2 separate regions of the Homo sapiens genome follow, and region 2 is linked to region 1. The links are chromatin contacts, found by Hi-C or POLR2A ChIA-PET in ENCODE. All regions are on one chromosome and are shown on one strand. The core of a region is the stretch at or near the end of the contact, and the rest is flanking DNA. Distances in the headings are between cores, read along the strand shown.

Region 1 (5,413 bases), core at 1,049-3,548:
GCAACTTGCTTGGTGTGTTATGGTTGATAAGGTGTGGGGATGGGTTAGAGGAAGCTTTGTGTGGTTTGAACGTCCATCTAGTGACAAAGGAGGAAGCACTCAAGCATGACCAGTTTGACCAAATGGGCAGAACAGAAGTGCAGAGCTGTAAAAGCGTTAGTAGTACAACATCACAAAATGGAGACTGACGCTAGTACACTGAATTATTTACTCTGGAAAGTTCTGAATTCTTGGTTTGGGAAGACCCCAGTTTTCTTTTTTGTTTGTTTGTTTTGTTTTGTTTTTTGAGACGGAGGCTTGCTCTGTCACCGGGGCTGGAATGCAGTGGCGTGATCTCGGCTCACTGCAACCTCCACCTCCCAGGTTCAAGTGATTCTCCTGCCTCAGCCTCCCAAGTAGCTGGGACTACAGGCATGTGCCACCACGCCTGGCTAATTTTTGTATTTTTAGTAGAGACAGTTTCACCATGTTGGCCAGGCTGGTCTCGAACTCCTGACCTCAAGTGATCCACCCGCCTCTGCCTCCCAAAGTGCTGGGATTACAGGTGTGAGCCACCACGCCCTGCCCTAGTTTTCTTGATAGTAATATTCTACATTTATTCTTCCGCTGTACCCATAGGACTCATTAAAAATAACACAACTGTTGAAAATGTTTTTGAAATCCTGTTTAGTTATAATGCCTAAGATGTTTTTATACTAACTCAGTGAAAATCTGTGGAAAAGTTTCTTACATAATAAATATGATTAAGCAGTTTTACTGGAAGGGCATTTCTCCAAAGGCTATGGAAATGTTATTTTCAGTTTATGGTATTGAGCAATATATTTCATGGTTTATGTTCAATTGTAGTAAAATTACTTTTTATTTTTTAATATGATTTTCCCTTTTATTTTTTTCTTTCATATATTGTAACCCAGATGAAACGTTTAATATTTTGTTAAAGTGAAAACTATACGGTGTATATAAATAAGGGTGTTGTTTGGAGATAAAATTGTGTGACATGAAAATGTACATAAGACAATAGCAGGTATAAACTAGGTTCTCTATAAACATGAAAAAAGGGTATCCCTGTGAGTCTTTAGTTCAGTCAATGTACTGGGATGGTACGTTAGAAATACTGGAAAACTATTCTTTAGGCGAAAATAAATCCAATTGTCATGTGGTGACTATTTTCCACACTCTGTTATCCACATCTGATAGAACATTAAGAAACAGAAAACAAAAAAATAGACCCAATATAGATTACAATTTTAAAATAAAAAGTACTGTGTCAAGTTCCCTTCAGAATGCCCATAAAGTGAATTTGAAATTACATGATATTTAGAAATTATTGATTTAAGCATATTTTGATGCAAAGAAAGATTATGTCAAAGTTGTTTGTGGTTAAGTCATTTCAAGTGTGGAACGGAATAACGAATATAAGCAAAAATAATGCAGTTTATCTCTATTTTTTAAAAATTCACATGGTTTAAATCAGTAGTTGACTGGGCACAGTAGTTCACTCCTGTAATCCCAGCAATTTTGGAGGCCCAGGCAGGAGGATTGCTTGAGGTCAAGAGTTGGAGACCAGCCTGGGCCGAGACTCCCATCTTTACAAAAATATATGTTTTAAAGAACAATAAAGCAGCCCTTGGTGATCTAACTTATCGGCCTTAACCTTCCCATGAATTGAGCACAGGCTTGACTCTTCCACTGGGGAGAATGGGGATTTGAAATGTAAAGGAGGTTCTGTTGGGCTACTGCATTAAATTGCATATCCGTCCAGGTAGGATGCTGCATTTCCCATTCTACTTTGAATCATCCTCAGAGATAATTTCCAGACATTTTAGTTAAATTAAATACATTTTAATTGCAGGAATTGCTGGATCCAATCGCCGTGCCTCGTGGATCCTCCACTAAGATCCCAGTTCCCAGACCGAGATCCCCGATTCCCAGATCCCCGTTCCTGAGCTGCAGCAGACTCCCTAGCAGGACTGGGTCCAACCCGCCGGCAAACAATTTTAACATAAACCGTTTTCAACTTGGTAAGAGGAAATCATTTTGGTTTCTATCATAAGTGGTCCACGTAAGTCTATTCTTTCACCTTAAAACTGCTTCAAATTGGAACGGTGCTCCCGGGGACATAGTGAACACTCCAGCGTTTCTAAACCGGGAAAAATGAGACTGCGGGCTAGGCAGGCTGAGGGAAGCGCAGACCCCGCCCCAGCTCCGCCCCAGCGTTTCGTCCGCAGACCCCGCCTCTCCCCAGGCCCCGCCCCCAGAGTGCCCGGGCTCTTTTCCGCGCACGCGCAGTTTTCTGCAGTTCCGGAAGCGGATCGTGTTGGGTGCGGGTGACGCCGCCGAGCGTGAGTGTCCCTCAGTATGGATTAAACTTGCGAACCGCCGTGCCCCGTTTCCGCAGCCAGTTCCCGGGCTCGCTACAGACCTTTTTTTTTTTCTTTTTTTTTTTTTTTGGTGAGACGGAGATTTACTCTTGTTGTCCAGGCTGGAGTGCAATGGCGCGATTTCGGCTCACCGCATCCTCCGCCTCCCAGGTTCAAGCGATTCTCCTGCCTCAGCCTCCCGAGTAGCTGGGATTACAGGCATGTGCCACCACGCCCGGCTAATTTTGTATTTTTAGTAGAGACGGGGTTTCACCGTGTTGCCCAGGCTGATCTCGAACTCCTGACCTCAGGTAATCCGCCCGCCTCGGCCTCCCAAAGTGCTGGGGTTACAAGCGTGAGCCACTGCGCCCGGCAGCTACAGACCTTAAGATCCCCGCACCGCGCCCTCCACCCCAGCTGACTCGCGGTGTGGGTTCGGAGTCGCTTCTCTTTGGGTTGAAGTAGCTCTGAGGCTTCTCCCTGTCCCCGGCCTTTCGCGTCTTCCTCCCGCTTAAAACCCTTTCCTGACCCCTCCTCCCGCCCCGGGCTTTTTAAAGTCCTCGCCCGCGAGGTGGATTCCCGCCCTGGGTGCCTCCCAGCCTCGCCCTCGTCGGCCCCTGGAGCGCAGCTCCTCAGCCCCGGTACCGGCGAGGCCGCGTCCTCTGCCTGGTCCTGGCATCCTGCAGACCCCACCCCTCTTCTAAGGCGCCGTCGCCCCGCCACCTCCCTCCTCCTCGTGCCGGGCCCTGCTGCTCCCCAGGCCTCCCCTTCGCAGTCCCCGCTTCTCCTGAGCCCGCGCTGGGGAGGTGCCCGGGGCCTGTCCTGTGACACCCGGTGTTCTTGCCTGCCCAGCTCCAGCCCCTGGAAAATGCGCTCCTCCAAGATGCAGGCGTCTTAGTCCAAACCTTCCTGTGAATGTGTGGACCAAGGGGATTAGCAGGTAGAGAAAGGGGCAGAGACAGAGAGAGAAGTAGAAAAACTGAGAGGAAAGAGTGAGGGAAACCCGTAACCAGATGGCAAAGTAGAGGATGGGCGAGGGATTTGCAGATGGTAAGAGAAGGAGCTGAGAAGGCAGAAGGAGAAAAGCAACTGGGGAAATGTAGAGAAAAGCTCGATGTCCAGAGACATGAAGGACAGCAAGGTAGGGAGAGGGCCAGAAAGTGGGAGGCTCCTCAGACAGAGTCCGGGAGAGGAGGAGGGATTTGGAGCCAGGGCAGACAAGCAGCGTGGTGCTGGGACAGCAAGAGGGGACAGCCGGTGACGAGGAGAGCAGAAGGAGAACCACAGCAGGGGGAGGCCTGGGATCTGGGGGTGCCAGAGAGTGGGGCAAGAGGTGTAGAAGGGAAGAGGAGATTCAACAGAGGGAGCAGAGATGGGAGAAGAAAGAGGCAGAAATATATGGAGACTGGGGACAATGAAAAGACTGGGGAGAAAGAGGAATCAGAGTTGAAACAAGGCCCCAGAATGGGACAGAACAGGTGCAAGCGGAGGAAGAAGGGGAGAAATAGCAGGAGATGAGAGGGGCTCAGAACGACGCGCAAAGAACCAGGGGAAAAACACAGAAAATAAAAAATAAGCTAATGTGAGAATGAGAGCTATGTAGAGGATGAGGGAGGGAAACACACAGTATGGAAGCAAGAGAGGGACCCTGAGTCCAGGTGAGTGGTGCGTTGATTAGATGTGATGATGACATTGTGACATTGGTTTCTGGGTTTAAAATAATGCAACACATTTAAAATACGTTTACTTAAATTATGCAGTTGCAAATGAGAATGGAAGAAACTCCTTTATGTAAAATGCGTAACACGTGCATTTGACAATTATTAGTATTAGGGTATAGCTTCATTTGCAATCACTATTCAAACCAGAGGGCAGTGACTTCGCTCATTTAGTTTTGAGTCCACCCACTTCCCTTTTCCTGGAATAGGGTAGGGTGTGGGCGAGTGTATGAACTAAGAGGAAAAAATATTTTTCCTTTGATTTTCTTTCCTGTCACACTCAATACAACAGGGCACATTCTACACAGTGTCTCGCCTCCACTCACGAAAATGTGTGCGGATTTCTCCCACCAACAACCCGTTCTCTATCAGACACTAACTGAGTGTCGTATAGTTTAACTCAATTCTGAAACTCTCTACCTGGAGTTAGCATCAGATCCCACTGATTGAGGCTCAGTTCCACGAAATTGCCCCCGCATCAGGTGCCAGTTGTAAGTCTCCCGTTGGTACCTGAACTTCTGAGCGACCAGCTATACACTGGGGATTCCCTTGACATCCCCCTCCCCACCACCTCAGGTTCTATTAATTTGTGAGGGCGGCTCAAAGAACTCAGGGAAAACACTTCACTTAGTTTACACATTTGTTATGAAGGATATTACAGAAGATACAGATGAACAGTCAGAAGGAAGAGCTGTCCTAGAAAGTTAATCAAAGCCGAGGAGGGGTTAAGAGAACCACAGTATTTATCAGGTCACTCAAAAGTATAAGTGACAGTTACCACTGGCATACTGTGTCTGAAGTGAGGGGCAGTTTTAGACTGAGCTCTGAACCTGTAGCACCTCGTCATGCAGTCTTTTTTTTTTTTTCTTTTTGAAACAGTCTCGCTCTGTTGTCCAGGCTGGAGTGCAGTGGCGCAATCTTGGCTCAAGGCAGCCTCTGCCTCCCGAGTTCAAGCGATTCTCCTGCCTGCCTCAGCCTCCCAAGTAGCTGGGATTACAGGTGTGCACCACCACATCCAGCTAATTTTTGTATTTTTAGTAGAGACGAGGTTTTGCCATGTTGGCCATGCTGGTCTCTAACTCCTGGCCTCAAGTGATCCTCCTGCCTTGGCCTCCCAAAGTGCTGGGACTACAGGCATGAGCCACTGTGCCCGGCCCATGCTGTCTTGTAGATAATATCAGAGTTGAATGAAATTGTAGGACCCCCGCCTAACCCCCCCCCCCCCCCGAGCTGGGAGTCCCCTGGGAGTCCCCTGGTCATTGTGGGAAAAGCCACACACACATTTTGGTGACTAGAGGTGAAGTATTCTGTGTTTAGTGTGAGAGCAGAATGTAG
Region 2 (5,413 bases), core at 1,215-3,714, 890 kb after region 1:
TTATTTTAATCATGGAGGAGTGGCAAGAAAATGAAGGCTTCATCTGTGCTTTTTTTTTTTTTTTTTTTTTGAGACAGTCTCACTCTTGTCACCCAGGCTGGAGTGCGGTGGCATGATCTCAGCTCACTACAACCTCCATCTCGGCTCACTGCAACCTCCACCTCCTGGGTTCAAGTGACTCTCCTGCCTCAGCCTCCGGAGTAACTGGGAATACAGGTACGTGTCACCACACCCAGCTAATTTTTGTATTTTTAGTAGACATGGGGTTTCACCGTGCTGGCCAGGCTGGTCTGGAACTCCTGGCCATAAGTGATCCACCCGCCTTGGCCTCCCAAAGTGCTGGGATTACAGGCGTGAGCCATCGCACCCAGCCAGTGTGTCTGTGTGTGTTTTCATGGACAATACCTCCATGTGGGTGCACTAACCAAAGTAATCCCTTGAAGTAAATATTGGTGATGCCAGAGGAAGGATGTCACACTGTCCTGAGACTGTGAGTAGGGCTGGCACCTGGTGCACAATCGCAGGGTCAGCAACAGCCAGGGGGAGGGACAGACCATTCCCAGTTACTACTGAGTAGAGATCACAGGCCCTGAGACAGGTGGGTGGGCCGGTTGGAGATCTCTTCCCTTTACTGGTTGAGATGGAAATGTGCACGTGTTTTTCCGCATACTGACCAGTTCTCTGGCACACTCCCAGCTGGATGACCCACAATTTAACTCAATTTTGATAGTATCTACCTGGAGATAGAATCAGATCCCAGTTAAGGACTCAGTCCCACAAGACTGCCCCTCACCTCAGATATGGATAAAATTAACGGTTTCCAAAACACACTCCTCTATTTTGATTTGCTAGGATGGCTCTTCCACCTGTATCCTTTGTAATAACCTTTATAACTGATAGTAAACCTAAGTAAAATTTTCTCTGAGTTCTGGGAACCATTCCAGCAAATTAATAAAATGTGAGGAGGCCGGGCAAGGTGGCTCAAGCCTGTTATCCCAGCACTATGGGAGGCCGAGGTGGGCAGATCACCTGAGGTCTCAGGAGTTCACGACCCGTCAGGCCAACACGGTGAAACCCTGTCTCTACTAAAAATACAAAATTGGCCAGGCGAGCTGGCGGGCGCCTGTAGTCCCAGCTACTCGGGTGGCTGAGGCAGGAGAATCGCTTGAACTCAGGAGGCTAAGGTTGCAGTGAGCCGAGATTTTGAGCCCCTCTCCTCTCCCGCAGTTTCTCCCCTTCTTCCCTCTATTCCTTCTTTTCCACTTCATCTGCTCCATCTTGCAATTTTTTTCCTCTTGTTGCTCTTTCTCTCCAATCTTTTGATTGTCTCCAATCTCCATATATTTCTGCCTCTTTCTTCTCCCATCTGTGCTCCTCCTGTTAAATTCCCTCTTCTCTGTCACGCCCCCTTGTCCCTACTGTCTGGCAACCCCAGATCTCTGGGGTGGTTCTCCCTTTGCCCTCCTTGTCACCGGCTGCCCCCTCTTGCTGTGCCAGCACCACGCTGCTCGGTCTGCCCTGGCTCCAAATCCCTCCTCCTCTCCCCAACTTTGTCTGAGGAGCCTCCCGCTTTGCTGCCCCTCTCCCTACCTTGCTGTCCTTCATCTGTCTAGAAATAGAACTTTTCTCTACATTTCTCGAGTTGCTTTTCTCTCCCTGCTACTTCCTGGGGTGCTTCTTTCACTTTGCAAATCTCTCACCCTCCCTCTGCGTTGCCGTCTTGTTATGGATCTTCCTCATTATTTTCTCTCTAAATTTTTCTGTTTCCTCTACCTCGCTCTCCATCTCTCTTTCACTTCACATTCACAGGGAGGGGACTGGAATAAAATACCCACCTCCTCAAGAGCACAGTTTCCAATGGGAGGAATTTGGGACGGAAGAACACTGGGTGCCCTGAGATAGGTCCCGGCCACCTCCCCCAACACAGGATCCGGAGAAGCCGTGACTGCGAAAAGGCCTGGGGACAGAAGGGAACGGCCCAAGGAGGACTACGGCGGCAGGCAGATCAGGGGTGGGGTCTGCAGAATCCCCAGACCAGGCAGAGGACGCGGCCCCTCCCGAATGGCGGCTGCGGCGCTGCGCCCCAGGGGCCGACAAGGACGAGGCTTGGGACCCGGAGGGCGTGGATCCGCCTCGCAGGCGGGGACTTTACGTGGCGCGGGGCTGGCGGAGGGGTCACTGAAGGGTTTTAAGCAGGAAAACGGCGCGAAAGCAGCTGCCTACGCAGCCCTACGGCAGAACGACCGGAGACAGAACCAGCCCTAGGGCGATTTTAACACTCTGACGGGACGCATGAATTTACTCGGGGTGGAGAGAGCGGTGCGGGGATTTCAAGGTCTGTACCGCCCCCCACATCCCGGGTACAGAAGCGTGAGGGCACCGCTAAGCGAACACTTAATCTAAACAAAGGAAAACTCACGCGCCGCAGTTGCGCCATATCTCCACGCCATCCACTTCCGGGTCTGCAGGCGGCTGCGCGCGAACGGAGAGGCCGGGCCGGGGCGTGGCCAGCGACGTGGCGGGCGGGGCCTGAATACTTATTGGACGGGGCCTGCACTTCCCTCCTCCTATCTCTGGGCGTGTCTCGGTTTTCCGCGTTTTGCAAGCCACACTTGCCAGTCAGGCTGGAGCCGCTCCACGGTTTGTGACCTGGGATCTCACTAGGAGGGTCAACGTCTGTTGTTTGGATCCAGGAAAGTTCCCACAATTAAAATTAAGGAATTCAATTAAAATTTAGAAATTTAATTGAAAATCCCTTAAATTGTCTGTGAAAGGAATGCAAACTAAAATACAATATGCAAACTCAACCTGTGCAGAATGTGTAATTTCACGCTGACGCCCCACAGAATAGCATAGAAATCCTCTCCATTTCTATTCCCCATTCACTCTGGAGTAGAGAGTTCCAAAGAGTTTCCTGGGCCACATCTGGGGCGTGGAGTGCTAAGGCCGGTGAGAAGTCAGGTCACCAGCTATTGCTTTTAAAAAAGCAATAGAGGCCGGGCACGGTTGCTCACGCCTGTAATCCCAGCACTTTGGGAGGCCGAGGCGGTCGTATCACTGGAGGTCAGGAGTTCGACACCAGCCTGACCAAAATGGAGAAACCCCGTCTCTACTAAAAATACAAAAATTAGCCGGGCGTGATGGCACACGCCTATAATCCCAGCTACTTGGGAGGCTGAGGCTTAGGTCAATATTTTCTAAAAATACTGTAATTTCAGATTCACTTTAGGTGCATTCTGAAAGTAATAAGTAAACATACTTTTTATTTTAAAAATTATAATCTCTTAAATCTTGTTTGTTTTCTCTTCTTCAATGTACTGGCCCCTGTAGATAACAAAGCCCTTAAAATAGTCTTCAGAAGACAATTGTATTTATTGATCTAAAGAATAACTCTGCAGTAATTCTAAGTGTATTTGGTAGGCCGATTATTCTTTTATAGAACCCTGATAGAAGTAAAACTAGATTATCAAATTTTAAATAGCCTTACGTCTGCCGGCAATAATTTTATGGCAATATTTTTGAATTAACAGGTACTAATAAGTATGCTTTTCTCTGATATCTCACCCCCCCAACTTTTTTTTTCTTAAGACAGAGTCTAACTCTGTCATCCAAGCTGGAGTGCAATGGCACGATCTCAGCTCACTGCAACCTCCACCTCCTGGGTTCAAGCAATTCTCCTGCCTCAGGCTCTCGAGTAGCTGGGATTACAGGCGCGTGCCACCACGCCTGGCTAATTTTTGGATTTTTAGTAGAGATGGGGTTTTGCCATGTTGGCCAGGGTGGTCTCAAACTCCTGACCTCAGGTGATCATCTGCCCACCTTGGCCTGCAGAGTGCTGGGATTACAGGCGTGAGCCACCGCACCCGGCCTTATATCCCTATTTTTGGATCCCTTCATCCATCTTGAAGTATGATCATGTTTAGATATGAAAATGAACATATTTAAAATATTAGCAGGTTAAAATGAGGATATAGTGATATGTCACAAAGATGGATACGAGATGACATATCAGCATTTTTTATTTTTATTTTTTTCAGTTGGAGTCTCGCTCTGTTGCCCAGGCTGGTGTGCTGTGGCATGGCCTCCACTCACTGCAACCTCTGCCTCCCGGGTTCAAGCAATTCTCCTGCCTCAGCCTCCCGAGTAGCTGAGATTACAGGCGCCTGCCACCATGCCCAGCTAATTTTTTGTATTTTTAGTAGAGACGGGGTTTCACCATGTTGGCCAGGCTGGTCTCGAACTCCCGACTTCGTGATCCGCCCACCTTGGCCTCCCAAAGCACTGGGATTACAGGCGCGAGCCACCGCACCCGGCCCATATCAGCATATTTTACTTCGATTATTATTATTATTTTTTAGAGACAGGGTCTAACTGTGTTTTCCAGGCTGCATATGTACTCCTGGGCTCAAGACATCCTCTTGCCTCAGCCACTTAAGTAGCTAGGACTCCAGGCACACTCCATGGTGGCCTAGGTCAGCATTATTTTTTGAAGATGCAGTATCTGGGATAGATTTTGGGATCTGTACAAGATAGATGTCTATATTACACAATATTGCTAAATAGCTATGTTGCCACGAAACAACTTTTAGCATTGACTTTTATGATCTGAAGCAAAGAAATGAGTTGATTGCAGAGCTTTTCATGAAACTAAAAAGTAGAGGATAAGCTGATTATAGCTTAAAGTTATAAACCCATTATGTATATGGGGAGTTTGTTGCTTCTAAAATTTTCAAGGGATCAGCATGGACATTTTTGGTTTTTGTTTTTTTTTGACAGGATCTCGCTCTGTCACCCAGGCTGGAGTGCAGTGGCACAATCTCGGCTCACTGCAACCTCCGCCTCCCAGGTTCAAGTGATTCTCCTGCCTCAGCCTTCTGAGTAGCTGGGATTACAGGCGCGTGCCACCACACTCAGCTAAGTTTTTGTATTTTTAGCAGAGATAGGGTTTCACCATGTTGACCAGGCTGGTCCCAAACTCCTGACCTCAAGTGATCCTCCTACCTCGGCCTCCCAAAGTGGGATTACAGGTGTGAGCCACTGCACCTGGCCAACAATTTTATTGATGAATAAACATTTAACAGGAATATCATACGCAATAGAGGCAATCCGTTAGGAGATAGGAAAAAGAATAATTTCTATACAACCCATTATAGACTGGTTTTTGAGATAAGCACTGATTAGCCTCAAAAACTTGATTGCGCTATTGCTTATACATTGTTCATCCTGACCTTACATGGTAATTGGGGAGACCATCTATGTTAGCCAATTAGCTTTATTCAGAAGCAGGGGGGAAAACCCTAACTTATATGTTTACAACAGGTGGTAGTTTTACAAAATGGAGCCAGGTACCCACTGTAGATAGGCTCCTACCAACCCACAGAAACAGAGAGATACAGGTGCTATCTCTAGTGAT

Evidence for each region. Hi-C counts contacts between places; a loop is a spot of excess contacts on that map. ChIA-PET counts read pairs that join two places held with the same protein, here RNA polymerase II (POLR2A). Pooled maps may share reads with other maps.
Region 2: a loop to region 1 is called in a map of naive thymus-derived CD4-positive, alpha-beta T cell, with 13 times the contacts of the local background. The contact joins the promoter of ZNF766 here to the promoter of ZNF347 in region 1. A Hi-C loop is called at or near these places in 1 of 168 maps with a recorded cell type or tissue (naive thymus-derived CD4-positive, alpha-beta T cell) and 8 of 50 pooled maps. POLR2A ChIA-PET finds 5 or more read pairs at or near these places in 1 of 52 experiments (HEK293).

Annotation. Positions count from the first base shown.
Region 1 is chr19:53,155,938-53,161,350 of GRCh38, reverse strand. ZNF347 (zinc finger protein 347) reads left to right here and starts at 2,298. Exons shown (of 5, transcript NM_032584.3): 1 at 2,298-2,342. RefSeq lists a silencer at 2,116-2,365 and an enhancer at 2,101-2,395.
Region 2 is chr19:52,266,638-52,272,050 of GRCh38, reverse strand. ZNF766 (zinc finger protein 766) reads right to left here and starts at 2,464. Exons shown (of 4, transcript NM_001010851.3): 1 at 2,420-2,464. The coding sequence starts at 2,437. It overlaps LOC124904763 (a long non-coding RNA gene), which reads left to right. Exons shown (of 4, transcript XR_007067331.1): 3 at 78-216; 4 at 1,810-2,807. RefSeq lists enhancers at 1,458-1,527, 1,961-2,255, 2,178-2,723 and a silencer at 2,438-2,667.